Regions from separate parts of the Mus musculus genome. Here region 2 is linked to region 1. A link is a loop called in an ENCODE intact Hi-C map of the cell type or tissue named here. Cell type or tissue: left cerebral cortex. All regions are shown on one strand. Links, peaks and the distances in the headings refer to the core of each region. The heading gives the core; the rest is flanking DNA.

The links. Hi-C counts contacts between places; a loop is a spot of excess contacts. Peaks named below come from ENCODE experiments on the same cell type or tissue, not always from the same donor. Only the 100,000 strongest peaks of a DNase experiment are listed, where the experiment ranks them.
Region 2: a loop joins it to region 1, with 2.7 times the contacts of the local background. A loop is called at or near these places in 6 of 42 quality-filtered maps.

What each region holds. Positions count from the first base shown.
Region 1 is chr13:56,471,771-56,478,520 of GRCm38, forward strand. Slc25a48 (solute carrier family 25, member 48) reads left to right here. Exons shown (of 8, transcript NM_177809.4): 8 at 160-593. Among named protein-coding and RNA genes, the nearest start is that of Il9, 7.1 kb to the right of the region's middle. In left cerebral cortex, for the core only: CTCF peaks have their summits at 2,903 (motif pointing left) and 3,755 (motif pointing right); DNase peaks (open chromatin) are centred at 3,773 and 5,803.
Region 2 is chr13:56,723,369-56,730,118 of GRCm38, forward strand. Smad5 (SMAD family member 5) reads left to right here. Exons shown (of 7, transcript NM_008541.3): 2 at 61-628; 3 at 4,036-4,287; 4 at 5,142-5,261. The coding sequence starts at 226. Among named protein-coding and RNA genes, the nearest start is that of Smad5, 24 kb to the left of the region's middle. In left cerebral cortex, for the core only: no CTCF peak of the experiment used is centred there; a DNase peak (open chromatin) is centred at 3,381.

The DNA of each region.
Region 1 (6,750 bases), core at 1,251-6,250:
GTCCAGGTCAAGGCAGGGCAGAGCAGAACCACAGTTTCGTTCCTAATGCTGTGTACAGACATCCCCCGCCCACCCCACCCCCACCCCCACTAGATCTCCAACAGGGAAAAATAAATGTTTTAAATCCTGCAACAAAATCAATGTGTTTTTGCGTTGTAGGATAATATAGAAACTACAGAAAGAGCAAAGCAAGAATTCCTGTGATCACCATAAGGTCCAATTGTAGCCTGAAACCCAGAGCCGACTTTGCACAGCGCAGCTGTCTTCCTGCCTAATGGCCCAGAACCATGTCCGCGTCACGTGGTTTAAATCTTCAGCTACAAAATGGCTTTAGAAGCAAGACCTCAGATCCTGGAGTGACTGGGTACTTGTCCTTGTTGTCACACCAGGCCACTCTTGGCCACCCTGAGGACTGGCTCTTTAAGGTGGCTGGAGGAAGTTTCTAGAGAGCCAACTCGTGGCATTTGAGGCACGGTATCCACGCCAGCTGGAAGCTTTCCTTTCTGAATGTCCTCTCCCTTGCAAAGGGTTGGGAAACCCGTCTCCTTAGGAAAAAAATACAAAACCAAAACAAAATAAACCCTCTAAGCAGCAGCAGTGAGAGCTGGAAGAGACTGTCTCAAGTGGGACAGAGTGACCCAGCAGCATAGTCTCCCCCCCCATCCCCCCCATCCCCCCCATCCCCCCCATCCCCCCCATCCCCCCCATCCCCCCCCATCCCCCCCATCCCCCCCCATCCCCCCCATCCCCCCCCATCCCCCCCCATCCCCCCCCATCCCCCCCCCCCCGTCCCCGACATGGTTTCTCTCTGTAGCCCTGCCTGTCCTGGAACTCACTCTGTAGACCAGGCTGGATTCGAACTCAGAAATCTGCCTGCCTCTGCCTCCCAAGTGCTGGGATTAAAGGCGTGCGCCACCACCGCCCAGCTAGCAGCACAGCCTTGAACAAGGTGTTTAACATCCTGTTCTAACCAGGAGCCACGGACACCAGGCCTGCCAGCAAGCCTGAGCTTTAACTTACAAAGGTTTGGAACAGGCCACCGTCTGCAGCACAAATGTGAACTCTTTGAAGATGTGAACAGCAACGCCGCCCTCCTCACCTAGTCCCCAAAATGGAGGAGATGGTGTATCTCAGATGACCTTGGAACACTCATTGGAGACCCTAAGAAATGGTGGGATGGGGACGGTCTCCAAAGTCCCAGGCATAGGGTCAATAAAAATTGTTTCCAAATACATACCTGGGATAGAGGACTCCCTAGAGTCTCGGGGAGATGGCACCTTCCTTCCTGTCCATCCCTAGTTCTGTGTCCTTCCATGCTACTCATAGCAGAGCCGTGAAGCTCAGTGGTCAGCCCTGTATGGGGTAGTTCGTTGTCATGGGGATGGCTTGAGGAAGAGGGTCCCAGTCACTCATAAACCATCCTTAGGTTTCCTCATGAGTCCTGTGTTATCAGTCCATGCCCTTTCAGGATCCTGGTAGCAGATCCCTTCCTAGAACGGAGCTGTGCTATACTCTGCCCTGATGTGTATCCTCTAAACCTGGGAGCTTGCTTTCTGTTTACAAGGAGCTTCATAACCAAAGAAAGGAGATGCGCTCTTCCCGTGACCCCTTGTTTGAACATTTACAAGCAATCCCACACAGCCTTCCTGACTGACTGCAGCACGTGGTGATCACTACCGCATCTCTGTGGCATGAGAGCCATCTCCGGGTGGGTTGTCCAAGCCTAGATCCTGCTGGCTGAAAAAAGAGAACTCGTTATGTGGCCCCTCTCCTCTCAGGGCTACTGTAATCTGAACAGACCTCATCCCGAGGCAGATGCTGACAACACCTGTAGAACCAGCAAGAACAAATTACTGGAGAGTAGGAAGACCCAGCCATCTCTGCCCAGTGCCAGGTGGGCCACAGCCATCATCCTGAGCTTGGACTCCCTCCCTCCATGATTGCAGACTGTTTCTCTCCCCAGTCTAATGATGGAAGGAAGCAGCAGACCATGGACCAGGCAGCCACCATCTCTTTCAGCTCTGGATTAGCACCTGAGAAAAACAGGCAAGACATTCTGTGCCCACGGATGATGAAAACCCAGCATAGACTTGCGCTCCCAAATAAAAGCACCGTAAGCCCCTTGGGTTGTTTCTGTGTGACATGCAGAGCTCTCTCCCTGGCTTCTGAGAGATCTTGGTCACCTTCCTCTCTATCCAGTTTAGGTCTGTGGAGATGTTGCCATCCCAGAGAGAAACCAGTGTGTGTCATTTTCTTCCCGGTCCTCGAGATTGAGAGGGAGGGCTCGGTGTCTAGAAAAGAACATATAGGATAGGAATATCCAAAGATTCTCTCCCAAGCCTGAGCAGTGTCATGTGATGGTGTCGTTGCGTGGCAGGTGACAGCCAGAGCTTGCAGGGGTGGGTGTTCTGTGGACATGACTTTTATGTGGAAATCATAATAAAAGGCACAGTCTGCTTTCCAGTGTGACGTCGTGCATCTGTCTTACCTCCTTTGGGAACCACCTAGGAGGTAGCACTGCTATTGTGTGGCATGCGTCCACATGTGTGCTTGCAGCAGCCACACCTACCGCACCCCCCAAACCCCTCTCAGCACACACGGCTGGATGTGGCTTCAGAGTCCTGCCCAACACTGTCACCTGGGCAGCCACCACCAGCCACGCAGAAATGTGGTCCAGGGTGATCTTATACCCCAGTGAGGAACTGTCCTCACAGCCATGTAAACAAGCCTTTAAGATCTTCCTTGGGGGCTGGAGAGATGACTCAGTGGTTAAGAGCACCATCTGCTCTTCCAGAGGTCCTGAGTTCGATTCCCAGCAACCACATCGTGGCTCACAACCATCTGTAATGAAATCTGACGCCCTCTTCTGCTGTGTCTGAAGATAGCGACAGTGTACTCCCATACATAAAAGAAATAAATCTTTTTAAAAAAAGATTTTCCTTGGTTTGCCCCAAGGAAGAGGTAGTAGGGGGATCCACCACCTCTATGTGATCTAGACCGAGCACCAAATCACAGCTGCCTCCCCCACCCCACCCCACCCCAGAGGCTGACATAGCCACTCTCCCCTGTGTAGATCACAGGTGTTTCCTCACAGTGCTCTCTCCACATCCATCCTCCACAGCTCTTGGAGTTCAAAGCCCCCTCCCCTGGGCAGCTCTGAACCCAAGGCTATGGAGCCCCTGGTGACTTAGTCATCACACGTGTGTTGAGCACCTGCTGTGTTGCAGGCACTGTCTCCAGGGGTAAGAGCGGAGGAGCCCCAGCAGAGTTTTCATTCTAGTTTACTAGACTCTAACAGGAAGAGGCTGGCTTCATTCCCACCACAGCACCACGGGCAGGTACTGAGGGTGCTGGCAAGGAGATGCTCCTGGTGTGTTACAGGATGCCGAGATGGACCCAGAGTACTTCCTCTATCCCATTCCAGGATATGTCGTGTAGGCGTGCCCTGGTGCCTGCCTTGGCTGCACAGTTGGGTTGGAAGAGTGGTGTGTTCAGAGGCCAGTCAGGATCTCCCACTGTGTGCTCCTAGATAGGCAGAGAGTTTACTCCTCTGTAGTGAATGCATAGAAGGCAGCTGGAAGCCCTTCTGCTCGTCTGAGACATCGCTTGCTGTACAGTCCTTGCGAGATCCCATGTGCACATGAGAAAACAGGAGTGGAGAGGAAGGCAGTATCTTAGAGTCATAAGAAGTTAGATTTTGGTCTTGTGGGACACTGTCTCTCAAAAGCCTGTTTGGCTGATATGCCATAGAATCACCACTTGATGGCAGCAGACATCAACTAAATCCCAAGGCTGTCTGCTAGCTGGTGACCTGTAGAGCATGGGTCCTGGGCACTTCCCTCCCTGTCTCACTGTTCGCCTTGCCCCAGGGTGCTGTCCTTTCCTTGGGTTCCAGCCTCAATGCCTATCTGCATAATCTCCACATGTTCTGCCCACGTGGGCTTCTCTTTTCCTCATCTATAAAAAAACAAACAAACAAAAACAAAAACAAAAGCCAGTCTTCCTCCGCGATTCGGGGCTGCTCAGCTTTCTGCTCGGAGGTTGACAAAGGGTGGATGATGTATCTGTGTACCCTGGGCCTGGTCTGTGTGAAACCCCGAGAGCCCCAGCTGCCCCTTGGTGTCTTCATAAGCATGCTTTGGAGTGGGGTAGATGTAAATACTGAGTCGGTCTTCGAATGCTCAGGACACAGGACAGGTTATTGGTCTGGGTTCTAACTCCCAGAATCCTTTGTGCTAAACTGTTGTCAAAGAAGATTCCAGAAGCATGTGATTCAGTTGTGACATTCAGGGAGCTGTATACCCAGAGAAGCGTGACTTCTGGCCACTGGCCGAGCATAGAGAGGGCTCACTGGGCTTGGTTTCCCTGAGCATGGAGGGGGCCCCTCTGGGTTAGGTAACCCAAGTCCTAAGAACGGTGTTCACGGTCTCATAGCACGCCATCTTTCCTGCACCTGCATGCTTACTATGGTTGTGGAGTCATCGAACCGCGTCCTTGGGTGCGTGGATGCAACTTGTTTTTATTTTCTACCTAAATTTAACTGTCCTCCTCCTCCCCCCAGCTGGCCTCACTTCTCCCACCCCCACCCCACTAAGCCCCATTCTATCCAATACCCAGGAGTGGGTCTGGGGTGTGATTTTGCCACTTGTGGGGAAATTTTAGGAATTCCAAGTGAAATGTTCAACTCAAGATGGCTCCCTTTTCCGTTTGGAGGTGACTTTGGATTCTGAGGCTGGGATACAGCCTCAAAGGATACAGCCTCAGGAACCCCAGGTGTGCCCTCCTCATCCCAGGTGTGCCCCCTCCTTACACCAGGTGAGCCCTCCTCACTCCAGGTGTGCCCTTCTCACCCCAGGTGTGCCCTCCTCACTCCAGGTGTGCTCCTTCCTTACTCCAGATGAGCTCTCCTCACTCCAGGTGAGTCCTCTTCACTCCAGGTGAGTCCTCCTCACTCCAGGTGTGCCATCCTCGGACTTTGTCTGCAGGAGTGAATCTTTTTTTTACTCAACTTTACAGACAAGCCAAGGGAAAGCACCAAGCTGGCAGGTGGTTTTGATGTGGCAGCAAGCCTGGGTTTCTATTGCTCGGCCTCTCCCCCTTGCAGTAGCTGGTGTTGTCTTCTGAGACCATCCCAACCACCAGCATCCGCCTGCCCCTCCCTGCGATCCTGAATGAGTACAGTCAGCACAAACCACAATGAGTAGTCTGACTCAGAAGACCCAGATGCAGGGGAAACCACCCGGGTTGCCATGAAGCCAGCCAGTCAGGGTGCTGCAGAAACCTCTGTTCCTCCTGGAGATGACCCAGAGCCAGAGGGAGCATATGTGAGCCCCAGGCTGGAGTAAAGCTGTCTTGTACACTCAGCTCCTCAATCCCTTAGCGACACCCTGAAACCCAAACAGCTCAGCCAACTCAAGGTTGTTGTGACTCTTTCGGCTGTCAACCTTAACCTATCCGTGTGAACGTTCTTGGGCTTTGAATATTGATGCGTTTAATTACAGAATTTTGCCCCAGGTCCTGTTATGGGTGTTATGTAAGGATTGGCACATGAATTGTGCATTAACTTTTGAAAGGACTAAAGTGGGTGAAATCTGAACCCTTTCTGACCTTTGCTTGCTGGATAAGTGAGTCTGCCCTGGGGCTGCGGTGAACCCATCTGACCCTCAGGCTGTCAGAGGAAGTAGTGTAGAAATCTCACACAGATAGGAGAGCGACAGAACGGGGTGGGCAGAGAGAGGGGTTGGCAAGCAGAACCAGCTGGAAGTGGCTCTCTGCTTTTCAGTTTCCACCAGCTGAAGGCTCTTGGGAACGTCTCCAACCTGGAAAGCTTCGACTCTCATGCTTATAAAGAAGAAATGCCAGTGTCTACTTCCTGCCAGTCCCGAGTTCTGCCTCCTGGTACAAACAGAAACAGTGCAGAATGTGAAGTGTTTGATCTGATGATTATTGTAAATGAGTGGCACTCCCTCAGCATCTCCTGTCTATCACACATTGAGTGATAAGTTTGGAAGGATTTGCCTCATTTTTGGGGGTGGGGGTGGGGGGCAGGAACCACAGACCAGAGTTAGGCACAACACAGACTCAGACACCCTCCTTATTCAATGCCCTGTGTAGAGGCATTGAATAATAGTTCTGGAACCTTCATGCATGAAGACAGAACCCAGGTTCTGTTCCCCCTCACACCTCTGTATCAGCAGGTAGAAGGGGAGAGGACCATTTTCTCTGCCAAAGATCCTATCCTTGACCTTGTGTCTGCCAGTGTATCAGTCAGGGCTGAAGGGGCCAAACAGATGGCCTGAAGTCTTCTATCCGGGATAGGCAGGTAGTATAAACCTGCCTGGAGGTGTTGCAGAGACACCCACAGAATGTTCTGGGTCCAATCTATCCACCAGGCATGCATATTCTTGACCCAGTTCCAGTTGTGCCCTTGCACCCTGGAGACCAGTCATCTGTTCAGGCCACATTCACATGGCGCCTCCTGCAGGGCAGTTCAGTGCTAGTCCAAGAGTGAACGGAGTTGGTCCCTGGAGAGCCTGGGTATGATTGGGAGAGGCAAGCAGGCATGCTTAGCAGGCCGTGAGCATCGTGGGACAGAGACCAGGAGTGGGTACTGCGGTGGGATATGTAGGGTGTTAGGCTGAGGGGAATGGTTGCATCCGCATTCTGCCAGTCATTCAGTATGATTCACGGATTTTGTTGGCTGGCCCATGGTGGGCACTCTCTGAGCAGGTTCCAGGTAAATAGGCCACG
Region 2 (6,750 bases), core at 916-5,915, 250 kb after region 1:
TTTTCACTCGTGCTAACTAGTCTTCTTAGACTGAATCAGGCTCCCTTTGCCCTCTTTCAGGACTTGCACTAAGAAGAAGCCTATGGCACCTGTCAAGTTAAATGTCACTCCCCGCCTCCACTTGGACTTTCTGCTTAAGACCTGCATGTGACTTTTCACCTGCGAGCCACGCTTTTGGTATCTACTGACTTTGATTACAGGAAAGTGTCTGAAGATTTGTATCAAATGACGTCAATGGCCAGCTTGTTTTCTTTCACTAGTCCAGCCGTGAAGCGATTGTTGGGCTGGAAACAAGGTGACGAGGAAGAGAAATGGGCAGAAAAGGCAGTGGATGCTTTAGTGAAAAAGCTGAAGAAGAAGAAGGGTGCTATGGAGGAGCTGGAGAAAGCCTTGAGCAGCCCAGGACAGCCAAGCAAGTGTGTCACGATCCCCAGGTCCTTGGATGGACGTCTGCAAGTTTCTCACAGGAAAGGCTTGCCCCATGTTATATATTGCCGTGTTTGGCGCTGGCCAGATTTGCAGAGCCATCACGAGCTAAAACCATTGGATATTTGTGAATTTCCTTTTGGATCTAAGCAAAAGGAAGTTTGTATCAATCCATACCACTATAAGAGAGTGGAGAGTCCAGGTAAGTTTCACTGTCCTAAGAATTAAAAGCATCAACTTGTCTCTTACCAATTGCATACAACTAGGCTTATTAGCGAAAAGGCTGTATCAACCTTTTTAAAGATTCCATTTTAGAAGGAATTCTAACTTTTCAATTTAGTTTTTGTGAACACCCCATGCCTGCTATTGATAAGCACTTTCTCTAGTAACACCCATTTCCTTTCTGCGGCCTACATGTTTCTGTCATGCTAAACACATGTTCCATATTCACACGAGGTCCTTCTCTCCTTCTCTCCTGTTTGTTTGGGAACTTTGTTGTCAAACACTGTCAATTTTTCTGGCTTTACAATTTTCTTCTCTTACATGTCTTTCACTAAATTATTTTTACTTTCTGCGCCTGTGTGTATGTGTATGTGTGTGTATGTGTGCGCGTGCATGTGCACACGCGCTTCTGTCATGGGACATATGGAGATCAGAGAACAAATCTTAGGAGTTGAGAGGGAGGCCTTTCCTTACTCATTTCTCATTCTTCAGTGCCTAGAATAATACTCTTTTCTAGGTACAGTGGTCAGTTTTTTGTTTTTGTGTTTGTTTTTGTTTTGTTTTGTTTTACAGTGAATTAATTACATAAGCTGATATCTTAGTCCTTTTATTGCTTCTTAGCAGACTATCACACAGACTGGATAAATTCACTCAACTGAAAAGAATTAAACGCAAAACCAACGTGTACCTCCCCAATTTGCATGTAATTAGGTTTACTAACTAAAAGGTTACTTTAGCCTTTGTTAAAGATTAACAATAGAAATCGTGGCGGGCAGAAAGTCCAGGATTAAGAGGCCAGAAGGTGAGGGTCTTGTAATAAACTCTCCTGTAGAACAGAAGAGTGGCATGGGTGTCAGTGAGCCGGAGAGGAGGGAGGGGAGCGAGGTGCACAAAGAAACCTACTTTTAGTTTTCCTTTGGTGCCAGCATCAAATCCAGTCTTGTGCATTTTAAGCAAGTACTCTACTGTGGAGCTACACCCTAGCCCAAGCAACCTGTTCGTGTAACAAAGAGTCCACCTCCACAATGACATCATCTCATTACTTCTGGTGAGAGCCCACCTCTCAACATTGCCACGTTTCCAGCTTGTGAACTTTGCAAGATAGATTCACCACAGCAGCTGAGATACAAGTTGGGTTCTTAGTTATTTTAGTTGCTACATAATAAATAGCCACACATGTGGTAGTTTAAACCCAAAACACATGTATTACCTTATATTTTCTGGGGGTCAGGCATTAGTCACTTTAGCAGCATCTTTTATGAGTTTCTAGTCAAGGTGTTGGTCAGGGCTGGGTTTACCTCGGGAGTCCAGATGTGACAAGATTTAGTTCCTGTACAGGGCATTGGATGCTTGCTGGTGATTGGCTGAAGACCGCCTTCATTTGCCTTTTTCCTCAGTAGGTCACCTGTATGTCTGCTCTTGCACTGCCATTCTCTCTCACAGTAGTAGATTTTCCTTCTACAGACTATCTCTGATAGCATGCATGCTTGTGATGATGGTAACGAGAGTTTTCCTGCAGGAGGGCAATGAATTCTTAAACGCTTCCCCATTACTTTGCCCATAATTCTGTTGGTTAGGAGCATGTCATAGGCCATATGCTGAAGGGGGGAGGTTTATCCAATTACATGACTACACAGACTCAGTCTTCCATACTGGAGGAATTGTAAGCCTTGAATAGTTGAATGTGGAGGCTAAAAGACTAGCAGTGACCTGAGTTATTGGTTAACATTAACCATGAACTTTAGAGCTGCTGCTCTATATGTGAGGTGGATCTCAGTTTCTTATGAAGCCCAAGGAGAGCTATAATATGAGGGAATTGAGGAAGAACAAGGCGGATTTAATGGAGGAATATTTTCTGAAAAATTCTCAAGCTAAGCATTTGCTAGCAATCCATCTAAGAATTGTATCTGTTCCTTCTCACTGTCAGCGTTTGAAGACAGTGGGCAGTAGAATGGTCTTCCTTTTAGTCCACCTTATCATTCCATATGAAGCACAGCAGTGGTTTGGAAATGCCTTGCTAGTTCACCTGATGGATAAATAAAACCTTCATGCTTGGCTGCAAGTCTACACCTCTCCTGGGGAAGGGGTAGCTTCACTCGGGAGGGCTAGCCTAGTTAGGGCTCCTTGACCAGCTAGGGACGGTAGGTGCCTCTCCTGGTCCTGTGCTAATAAAGGAGGTCGTTTGTGACTCTGGCTGCACTGAGCACTGGTGGACACGTGTGCTTTCCTAACTCTGGTACTCTCTTGTGTAGAGTTAGAGATGGAGAAAGCACCAACATCCCACAGCAATAAAGTCTATGTTTACTGTTGTAGACAAAGTAGCTAAGCCTTAACTTATACAAGAGTGCACAGAGTGGCATGAGGAAGTGTCACAGAGAGAAAAAGATAATAAAAGGTATGATGAGCATGAAAGTAAGGCCGGCGAGGTGTGCCAGTATCTGTTTGACTAGAAAGAATTATCTGTTGGCTGAGGTTATGAGTCCTGGGGTTATGATTTTACTATATATTTATTACCTGTAACCTCAGGCAAGTTAGAGAATCTTTCTGTGATTTAATGTCCTCTTCAGCTGGATAGTACGGCTACTAATGACCTTACAGAGTTGTCAGGGAGATTCGGTTAGTCAGTGTCTGTGTTAGTGCTTAAACATTATGTTCCCCAAGCTAGTTTGAAATGAAGGATCATTTCTCCAGAGAGATCCAAGTAGAGCATATGGGGAGTGGGCAGAGAGGAAGTGTTCACACACCCAGCTACTTAGAACTGAAAACTGCGAGAGTCATTCAAATAAACAGTGGAAAAGAACCACAGATGAAGTTCTACTTCGAGGGCTGATTTTGAAGGAAAGACCAGGCCTGTTGCTTCATTGAGGAGATGTTACCAGTTCAGTTCTCTAAGTGCTAAACATGAGCCCTCTTACTAACTTTGAGAGTGGTCAGCGTTGGGAATGTAGATTTCTCAGGGTTCCACGTACTGACCTCAACTCCCTCTGTAATCTTATATCTGTGTAGATCAGTGACTGTCTCTTCCTCTCCTGTCTGCCTCTCTTCACTCCTGGCATCCTCAGGTGACGTCCTCTTGGCCCTGTCAGGTGTTGTTATTTTCAGTATTTGGTACTCTGCCGGCTGCACATGCACAGTTCTTGAATTCTCGTTAGTTGCATTAAGTGCTTATTATGGCTGTTTTTCGATGCCTTATGTGCTTCAGATAGAGAGTGCCGTCCTTTATGAACTTCCTGCTTCCAGAGTCCTTCACACAGGCTGAATGCTAAAGGTGTTGGGGTTTGGTTATAACATAAATACAAATCCAGATTCTGCCTTTAATCACCACCCCTTAAAGGTTCCTGACTGGCTGTGACTTCGTTTTCTGATTGTTTTTTGTTTTTCTTTCAGTCTTACCTCCAGTATTAGTGCCTCGTCACAATGAATTCAATCCACAACACAGCCTTCTGGTTCAGTTCAGGAACCTGAGCCACAATGAACCGCACATGCCACAAAACGCCACGTTTCCCGATTCTTTCCACCAACCCAACAACGCTCCTTTCCCCTTATCTCCTAACAGCCCCTATCCTCCTTCCCCTGCTAGCAGCACATATCCCAACTCCCCAGCAAGCTCTGGACCTGGAAGTCCATTTCAACTCCCAGGTAAGACTTTACTGATAGAAAAAATGATCTCTAAAACTAGGCACTTGTTTTAAGTGCTGGTCTTCTGAGTGAACTATTATATAAGATCTTGCTGTTGATGACATATTCTTGAAGAATTTATTTTTCAAGTTCTTTTATGTTTAAAAATCTGGAAATTGGGGAATTAAGTCTACGTTTTTAATTTGCTGTTAAGAGTTATCTCAAAAACAAATGTGAATGCATCATCTTAGATTTCAGTGCCATATATAACTCTGTCTCAAGATACCCTATATAAACCTTGGGGAACTTCTCTTCAGTTTTATAGTTATTGAGAAAAGTAAGTCTACCTGTAACATTTGCAAAAATTCACAACTCTGAGTGTTAGAAGCCCAAAGATTTTTATTAATTTAATAAATAAAATTAATAGATTTTAATGCCCATTTACTAGGGCATGATGGTTCCTAGGGCATTGCAACAGAATGAAATAGCTGTTGCTACTGTTAAAGCAAACTTGGAGTGACACAGCAGTATGTGATGCTGATGGTACTGTAAAATCACCTGTGCTGTGTGTACTGGGTGATTTGTAGCCTCAGATTGCTGTGCAATAGCTGCAGTGTCTTTGAACATAGATTAAAGGAAAGAAACTTGACCTTGGGTTCCAATTTATTGTTAATCCTGGTATCCTGGATTACCAAGGGTCTGAGTTAATCCATGCTTGTAATAGGTCTGCAGGAGAGGCTATGTCTGCTCTTGAACAGTGTGTGTCGTACATCTGTATGTGCTCAGTAATGAATCCTGCTGATAACCTTGTAACTTAAAAAGAATGAAGACCTTACTCTTCGAGGAATTAATGTGTCTCGTTCTCTTTCTCTTAGCTGACACCCCTCCCCCTGCCTATATGCCACCTGATGATCAGATGGCCCCAGATAATTCCCAGCCTATGGATACAAGCAGTAACATGATTCCTCAGACCATGCCCAGCATATCCAGCAGAGGTGAGAGCAGTGCCCTGTTGTCTCTTGTTGGGATTATGTTTTCTTCTTTTAACATCTTGGCCACTTTTCTTTACTTTTTTGCAGTGCTAGGAATTCAACCCAGGGCCTCATACTCTAGGTAAATAATCTCCCACTGGGTTTTTCCAACTCTTGCTCACTTGTGAAAGAACCTTGACTATAAAGTCGATGTGAGTTAGGTTAGTGGATTTGGCAACTATGTGACGTTTGGGATCAAAATGTAGAGGTTTTTTGTTTGCTTGGTTTTTTTTTTTTTTTTAACCTATTTGTTCTTTTTGGCTATTTGTTCTTTGTGAGATTTACATCATGCACCCCAGTCCCACTCGTCCTCCCCCCCCCCCCCCTATACCTGCCCTCCCACCCTTCAACATCCCCCACAACAGAGAAAATAATCTCACCCTGGAAGCTGTAGTGTGTCCCACAGTGCACCCTTGTCCACAATTCTTGGCTTCTGATGACTCTTCCGTGTGGTGCGGCTTCTTTCTCTTAGCACGACAGCCTTGAGCCCAGTGTATGTTATATTTGTCAGGTTCAGTTACTTAGGTGAGTAGTGTTCCCTTGTGTGCCACCTTTGTCTGCCCGCTCTCCACTGAGGAGCTGCTGTGCTCTGCCCACGTTTGCACTGCTGTGTGTAAACACACACAACACAACCTGCTCAGAGGCTGCCCCAGGTCTGCGGCTGTAGTGGAGTGGAGATTGTGGCTCTTTGGTTATGTTAGGCTGTCGGTTGGATTATAGTGCTCAATTTTTCTGTATCCTTGCTTATTTTCTTTTTAACTGTTCTGTCCAAATTGAGAGTGAAAGATTGGAGTCTCCAACAATTAGGATAGAATTATATCTGTTTCTACTTTCAGTTCTTTTGATGTTTGCTTCATTTATTTGAGGACTGTTGTCAAAATGTTGAGTTCAGTAATAGGAATACATTCAGCGTTGTGCAGCCATTGGCGCTCTCTGCTTCCAGAACTTGTCATCCTCCTATGTAGACTTTGTGCCCATCATGAATTTCCTGTCCTTCCCCCAGTCCTTCCCCCAGTCCTCATCAGTAGTTACCCATGTCCTGTCTGCACTTTCCTGTCTGGGCATCTGATCTAGGTGGCTTATCCAGTACCTATCTGTCCTTCTCCATTTGGCTTCTTTTTGTTAGCTTGACCTTGCCAAGGGGTATACATGTCACAGAATATGTTCAAATAGCACTTCTCATTAGGGAAGACTACATTCTAGTCTATGGCATGGCACCTATGTTTTATGTATCCACTTATCTATCTATGAATTCTTGCCTTCATTCTGCTTTTTGGCTGTTGCATGGCAGGCTGTTATTTGAATCTCTTTGTACAGTCCCATCTCCCTGAGTGCTACGTGTATTTGGGAGTAGAATTGCTGTTCTATGCTAATCATGTTCAACCTTTGAAGCCACCACACTCTGTACAGCAGCAGAGCAGCAGCAGCACTGTGTTCCCAGTGCACTACATAA